Linked DNA regions of Homo sapiens: region 1 is linked to region 2. Evidence: chromatin contacts called from ENCODE Hi-C or POLR2A ChIA-PET data. All regions are on one chromosome and are shown on one strand. The core of a region is the stretch at or near the end of the contact, and the rest is flanking DNA. Distances in the headings are between cores, read along the strand shown.

The links. Hi-C counts contacts between places; a loop is a spot of excess contacts on that map. ChIA-PET counts read pairs that join two places held with the same protein, here RNA polymerase II (POLR2A). Pooled maps may share reads with other maps.
Region 1: a map of naive thymus-derived CD4-positive, alpha-beta T cell shows a loop between it and region 2 (19-fold over the local background). The contact joins the promoter of FAM193A here to the promoter of SLBP in region 2. A Hi-C loop is called at or near these places in 3 of 168 maps with a recorded cell type or tissue (B cell and naive thymus-derived CD4-positive, alpha-beta T cell), 7 of 37 single-sample maps with no recorded cell type and 16 of 50 pooled maps. POLR2A ChIA-PET finds 5 or more read pairs at or near these places in 1 of 52 experiments (GM12878).

What each region holds. Positions count from the first base shown.
Region 1 is chr4:2,534,674-2,538,158 of GRCh38, reverse strand. It overlaps FAM193A (family with sequence similarity 193 member A), which reads right to left and starts at 1,512. Exons shown (of 21, transcript NM_001366318.2): 1 at 989-1,512. The coding sequence starts at 1,243. RefSeq lists silencers at 509-558, 303-597, 599-758, 809-1,098, 1,179-1,278 and 3 more.
Region 2 is chr4:1,710,488-1,714,117 of GRCh38, reverse strand. It overlaps SLBP (stem-loop histone mRNA binding protein), which reads left to right and starts at 1,799. Exons shown (of 8, transcript NM_006527.4): 1 at 1,799-1,988; 2 at 2,128-2,244. The coding sequence starts at 1,930. RefSeq lists an enhancer at 963-1,252 and silencers at 1,383-2,292, 2,303-2,422.

The sequences.
Region 1 (3,485 bases), core at 263-2,762, 820 kb before region 2:
ACGCTTCTTTCATTTTTTAATTGCAATATCTTTAAAACTACATAATTTAAGAGTTTAAATAACATTATAAGAACGCAACTTTTCAAAAAAAATCTATTCTCTTTCAGCAGACAATGGGATAACTGGAAATGACTGCGCCAATTGCATACCCACTTATAAATAGTGTACCCTCTGAAATGTTGTGACCAACGGTTGAATAAAAGTGGCAGGAATCCATAATTGGTAGGTGCAATGTGTGCTAGCTGTCTTCATAAACAAAACTGAAAAAAATCACCTTTCAAATTCCTTAAGTTCGAACCCTAAATACATACCTGAGTAACCAAACCACTAAATACCCCTGAAAACTTAACAAAGCGGGGGAGGAGGGGCCAGGGCTGCCAGCTCCAGGTGGCTGTCAGGTAGATTTCAAATAACCACATAGGAGGACCAAAGGAAAACTTCCGGGAGGCCCTTCTCAATCATCACGCGCACGGAATAACGAAGGTGGCCAGAGAAACATTTCAAAGCCCTGGGAGCGAAAGGGCAGCTTTGCTCACTCCCGGAATCGCAGTCGCTCTGGAACCGCCGCAGCGGGCGAGGCGCCACGACAGAAGCCCGGGCCTCGCGGGTATCACCCGCCGGGTCCAGCGGAAGGCGAAGCGCCGTGCGCGGAGCTGCACCCCGGAGACGTCCCCGCCCGTTGAGGGGCTGCTCCAGCCTGCGGACCAGCCCGTCGCCGTGAGCGGCGGCCCCGGTGTAGCCCTCCCGCCGCCTCTGCTCAGGTTCTCCTCTCAAGAGGCTGACAGAGGCCGCGTCACGCCGAGCACGGCCCACCTGCCGCCCTGCCCCGGGACCTCGGCAAGCGCAGCGCCGCAGGACCCGTTATCCGCCCGCCCGCAGCATCCCGCTCCCAGGCCCGGGGCCGACAGCGGGAGGCCGAGCTCCGCCAAGGCGCGAGGGAACGGCAACCGCGTACCGCCATCGACCCCTGCCCGCTGCCGCCGCTTACCTCGAAGTAGCCTCCGGGGGCGGCGCCGCCCGCGCTCGCGCCCGCGCCGAGAGGCCCGTTGGCCGCCGCCGCGCCGCCCACCAGGCCTGCCGCGCTGCCCGGGGCCGCCAGGCCCGCGGCCTGGGAACCGCGCAGCGCCGCCGCCGGGCCGGCCTTGCCGCTGCTCGCGCCGCCGTTACCCCCGCCCGAGCCGCCGCCGCCGCCCCGCTTGTTCTTCCGGCGCTTGGCCCCGCGCTTGGCGTCGGCTGGGCTCATGGCGGGCGGGGAGAGGGGCGCAGAGCGGGCGCGGGGGCCGCGGGCGGCGGCGGAGGGCGGGGAAGGCGGGGAGGCTGAGGCGGCCGCGGCGGCGGGCGCTCCGGCCAGCCGGGGGGCGCTGCGCGGGGTCGCGTCCGGGTCGGGGAGGGCTGGGGCGGGCGGGAGCTGCGGGGCAGGCCGCTGGGCGGGAGGAACCGCGAGTCCACAGTCCCGGCGCCGCGGCTGACCAGAGTTAGAGTCCAATATGGCGGACACAAGGGGAAAGGGATCCCAGTTTACGTCGGGGGAGGGGGAAGGAGCAGCGGGGAGGGGGAGGGGTGTGGGCCCCCACCCCCCACCCCCACCCCGCCTTACTCCGCCCCCCGGCTCTGCTTTTCCCTTTGCTTGCCCACCCCCTCCTGCCGTTAACGTGCCTCGGCGCGCAGGACACGCCGGGAACTGAAGTCCGTGCTGCCCGTGCAGCAGCTGGGGGTACCCGGGGGTGGACCACGATTCCCGTCAGGCCTTGCGAGGCCGAGGGCCCGGGCGCTGGGAGGAGCTGGGGCCAGGGAGCTGGATGCGGCGGTGATGTCACCGCCTCGCTCGTCGCCGCAGGTCCCGCCCGCGCCGCGCGGCCTTCTGGGCGTTGTGGTCGGGCGTAGGGCTAGGCCGGCAGGAGGCCGCGCCGCCGCCCGCGAGGCAAACTACACGGCTGGCGGCAGGGAGTTCCGCCTCTCTGACCGGTGTCCGCTGCCCGCCCGCCCCGCCCGCCTCGCCCGCGCCCCTGTCCGCCGCCCAGGTGCCGCAGACCGGCGCGGCTCCCGGGATGCACCAGGGGCGGCGCGGCGCGGCCCTGGCCTCGCCAGGAACGCCCGGTGACCTTGGGCTAGTCTAGTTCTGGTCCAGATGACTCAGTGAGGACCACAGAATCCCTGCCTCGTGGGCTGGGCGGGGGTTCGGGCAGCGCTGGAAAGCCGGGCGCGGTGCGGTGGGGTCCGCCTGGGTGCGGAGGCAGCGGCGGAGCCGGCGAATCTTGGACCGGGCCTGGGGCTGGGACACGCCGGTCGGTTCCCCGAGAACCCCTCGCCTAAAGGGTGCTCTTCCCGAGCCCGCCCTCTCCCTGCTATCCCGTTAAGCCCTCTCCAGTGGTCCCGGTGCCTTGCTAATCCACGGGGCCCTAGGACGATCCGGCCGTGTCCCACACCCTCGCACTCACGCACCTCGGGGACGACTAGCCGGGTCAGACCCTCGCAGACGTCCAGATCAGAAATAAGGGCTTGCGTCTGGACCCTCCTCCCTCCGCGGCCTTGCAGACATCTGCGAGCCCCAGGCAGAGCTCTGCCCTGAGACCCGGGCCACGGGGGGACCCTGCCGGCGGCTCCGCCCCCTGGAGGGCCCCGCTTACCACAGACACAGAGGCACAAAGGACATGATTTCCCCTTTTTGGTTCCACCGGTGGTGTCAGGCCGAGAGGCGGCGGGCTTGGCATTGGGATGTACGGCCTGCCAGGCTCCCCTTGCAGCGTTAACCGAGCTCTACTGTTCGTCCTGGGTCCCCGCAACCCGCCCCAGCTGCAGCCACAGCCTCCTGATCCTCTGACCCATTCTTCATGACACAAGCAGAAATCTCATGTGATCAGAAGAAAGCTACCCTTAAAGCCATTCAGATACCATCCTAGACGAAAAAAGGCCCCCCGCCCCATCAGGGTCTTGGATGATCCTGCCACTGAACATGGATTTTGAGAGAGCGGGTAGGAATGCGTTTCTGGCCTCTTTTTCAGTGTCATAGGCTGTCCCTGCCCCTTGCCTCAACCCCTGTCCTTTCCTTTGTCATAGCACATTGCACAGGATTGGGATTCATGATGTCACCAGTATCCCCAAAGACAAAAGGTTTTATTGGGCAGGAGAGAACCTGAGAATGCCTGCCTCACACACCTCTGACACCCAAGCTACTGCAAAGCAAGAGGCTGAGCACCCAGCACTCTACTATTTGCTGAATCAATGAATGACAATAATGACCATTAGGCCTGGGTGCCTTGGCTCATGCCTGTAATCCCAGCAGTTTGGGAGGCCGAGGTGGGCGGATCACCTGAGGCCGGGAGTTCAAGACAGCCTGGCCAGCAAAGCGAAACCCCGTCTCTACTACAAATACAAAAATTAGCTGGGCATGGTGGCACACACTTGTAATCCCAGCTACTCGGGAGGCTGAGGCAGGAGAATCGCTTGAACCCGGGAGGCAAGGGTTGCAGTGAGCCGAAATAGTG
Region 2 (3,630 bases), core at 550-3,049:
CACTGTTCCAATATTGCTTAGCTCAAGGCCAGTGCTTATTGAGCTACTAAGAGGAAAAGAAAAGCAGTGTGGCAGTAGGAATATAGTTTAAATGTAGGGTGTGTGACTTAACCCTTGCCTGGCATGACCTTAGGTCCTATTCATAATTTGGTATCTTATTGCCACTGGTGTCCCCTTGACCGCAAGGGGGTCCATTCAGTTGTTGGGGGCTTAGGATTTTAATTTTTTTTGAGACAGAGTTCTGCTCTTGTTGCCCAGGTTGGAGTACAGTGGTGCAATCTTAGCCCACTGCCTCCCGGGTTCAAACAATTCTCCTGCCTCAGCCACCCGAGTAGCTGGGATTACAAGCATGCGTCACCATGCCAGGCTAATTTTGTATTTTTAGTAGAGACAGGGTTTCTCCATGTTGGTCAGGCTAGTCTCGAACTCCCAACCTCAGATGATCCTCCCGCCTCGGCCTCCCAAAGTGTTGGAATTACAGGCATGAGCCACCGCGCCCTGCCAGGATTTTATTTTTAGTTTACAGTGTTGAGGGTTATGGGATGCCCAGGGCCTGGGGAGGAAGGGGACAGGATGTGTCCGTCCTAGTCTGAGGATGACTTTTTTGAGTTCAAAAGGGGGCGGTGGACGCACCAAGGCACAGTCCTGAGGGCAGCAGGTGCAAAAGTCCGGCCCTCCCAGAGGTGTAAGGCCTTAGAGGGATCCCAAGCATCCCTGGGGCTCAGCCTCCTGGACCTGACCCCACTGCCCACTCTTTTGGCTGGTTCCACTCTCCCCTGCATCCCTCACGTTGTCCCCAACAGGAAGCTGTGGGAACCTGTTCTCAGGTGTAGTGCACCCGTTGGGGTTCTAGTTGGCTGGATCCGCGGGGCCGTCAGCTGCAACTGTGACGGCGGGGAAGCGGGACGGGATGGTGCGGATCTACAGGACCTCGCCTCCAGGTGGAACCTACCTGCTGAGCCAGGGATTCTTCAGGATACAAACCCAGTCAACTCCAGGCAGAGGGTGGGAGCGTCATGCACCGGCGACACAGTGGAGGACGTCATGGACGGGCAGGGAGGCAGCGGCAACCGAAACTAGCGGCTCAGTCGGTGGCCGGTGTGCGGTCAACGGCCAGGGCAGTGGGACCGGAAAGACTCAGTGTAGTTGTCAACTGTTGCGACCTAAAAGGTTACTCCAAAACTTTAAGCGGCTCAAAACAATAGACGGCGCGTACGGGGCCTGCAGCGGCCACGGGACCGTGGGAAGCAGTCAGTACCCGCCACAGGCCGCGCCTTCCGGGTTCCGGGTTCCGGGTTCCCGCCAGGGAGGAGACACGCCCCCACCTGGGCAGGAACCAAGCAGAGCCGCGCTCCACCCAGGCCGGAACCAATGGGAGATGCGCCACGACCCAGGCCGAGAAACGTGCCGCTTACCCTTCCCCCACGACCTGCGCCGCGTCGCGCGCGGCCGAATCTCCCGCCAAAGCTGCCCCCGCCCGCCAAGGCGCGACCTATCAGCGTCGCAGAGGCCCGCGGCGGCCCGGCCGCCTCAATCCCGCGGGTGGGGGCAACCTTTTCCTCAGGCCTCTCCTCAGCCCACGGCGTCCATCTGGCTCCCGAGCCGAGGGCCGGGCAGTCGGGCTTCGCGGCTGCCCGCGGTCCCGAGGCCTCGCCCTAGCCCCAGTCGGCTCGCGAGGCGCGCACAGCTGAGTGGACCCCTGCGGCGTGGCCCGATGGTCTCGCCCGACCCGGCGCGCGCGGGAGGCCGAGGGGCGGGGCCCGGCGCCCACATAAAGGCGGTTGGGGGCGGGGCGCGCAGAGCTCGTGAGCGCCGGCGCGGGGACGCGGGTTTCTGCCTCAGGCCCTGCCCTGCTCTACTCTGCGCTCTCTGCCCGCGCCGCCGCCGCCTCAGCCTCGGCCCTGCGCTGCGCGCCCGGCCCGTGCTGCCATGGCCTGCCGCCCGCGAAGCCCGCCGAGGCATCAGAGCCGCTGCGACGGTGACGCCAGGTGAGGCCGGGCTGCGCGGCGGGCGAGGGAGCGCGTGCCCCGTGGGGCGGGGGTTGTGCGGGGCCGGGGTGTGGGAGGGCGGAGGTTGTAAGGCGGTCCCGAACCTCCCGTGCCCAGCCGACCGCGTCCCTCCCCGCAGCCCGCCGTCCCCCGCGCGATGGAGCCTGGGACGGAAGCGCAGAGCCGACGGCAGGCGCTGGAGGCCCGAAGACGCCGAGGAGGCAGAGCACCGCGGCGCCGAGCGCAGACCCGAGAGGTGGGCGCGGGACCCGGGGGTCGGGGCGCGGTGGGGCCCTTGACGAGGCCGCGGGCTCCAGGGACCTCGTCGCGCTCTCGCGGTGCCGGGATCGGTCAGGTCGGCACCCTGCGTCCTTTTATCTTGGTCTCCGCGCGGCCCGTGGACTGGGGCGGCCGCAGCAGGCCTGGGAGGCGCTGGAACACTCCGGAAGCCTCTTGCCAGGATGGGAGTCAGCTGAACCGGCGTCAGCCCGAGTTAGCCAGTTCGAGTCTGTGTTGTGCTCCCGGGAGAGGTCAGGGTCTCTGACGAGCTTCTCGTGAACACGTGGAAGTCAGGGACACCCGAGTCCCGAGGAGAAGTGAGTTGACAGGGCTTACCTGCTTGGCCATTTTCTGGGTTAGGCAGTGTGCAGGGAGGGTGGAGATGCGAGCGAAAGGAGGGCTTGATGGGGTGGGACGGCCGAGGAGGGTCTGGAGGAAATAAGCAGGGGTGCCAGTGGTCGTAGTGGCGGGGCTTTTCGGGGCTGTGGTTAGAGAAAACTTCTCGAGGGGCTTTGGGGTGGCTCGTCCCGCACTGGGGGCTTGTTGCTCCTGAGTTCCCTGAAAGGCGTGGTGACTTGGCCGAGATGGAGCAGTGAAGGTGGAGGGAAATGCGTGGTTCGGGATAGGCTTCTGAAGGCAGGACCTGTGAGACTTGCTGATGGGTTGGGGATGGGAGGCGTGAAAGGAAAAAAAAAAATCGGACCCAACTTCACTGTGCCAAAAGGAAAAAATTATGCTGAGCGCGGAATCATGCAAGAAACTACCTTTGCGTTACTTTTTTTTTTTTTTTTTTTTTTTTAAAGACAGGGTCTCACTCTGTCTCACAGGCTGGAGTGCGGTGACGCGATCTTGGCTCACTGCAGCCTCCCCCTCCCGGGTTCAAGTGATTCTCCTGCCTCAGCCTCCCCAGCAGCTAGGATTACAGGCGCATGCCACCGCGCCCGGCTAACTTTTTGTATTTGTAGTAGAGACAGGGTTTCACCATGTTGACCAGACTGGTGTCGAACTCCTGACCTCAAGTGATCCACCCACCTTGGCCACCCAAAGTGCTGGGATTACAGGTGTGAGCCACCGCGCCCGGCCACCTTTGTGTTTCTTTTTTTTTTTCTAAGCAGATACCTACAGATACAAGATTAAATATCTCCACGGGTGAACTCTGTTCACTTTAAGTGGCGACTTACTGAGCACACTAGGAATACATAATTGACTATTCCCCTACCTGCTCCTTTTCTCTTGGAACATGTAGATCTTTCTCCTTCAACCTACTTTTCTCTTTTAAATATTGAAGCCCTGACAGTCATCTCTGGAGAAAGGCACAGACCACAGACTCTTTCTGTAATTTCGTGTTCTTCTAGGTATGTCC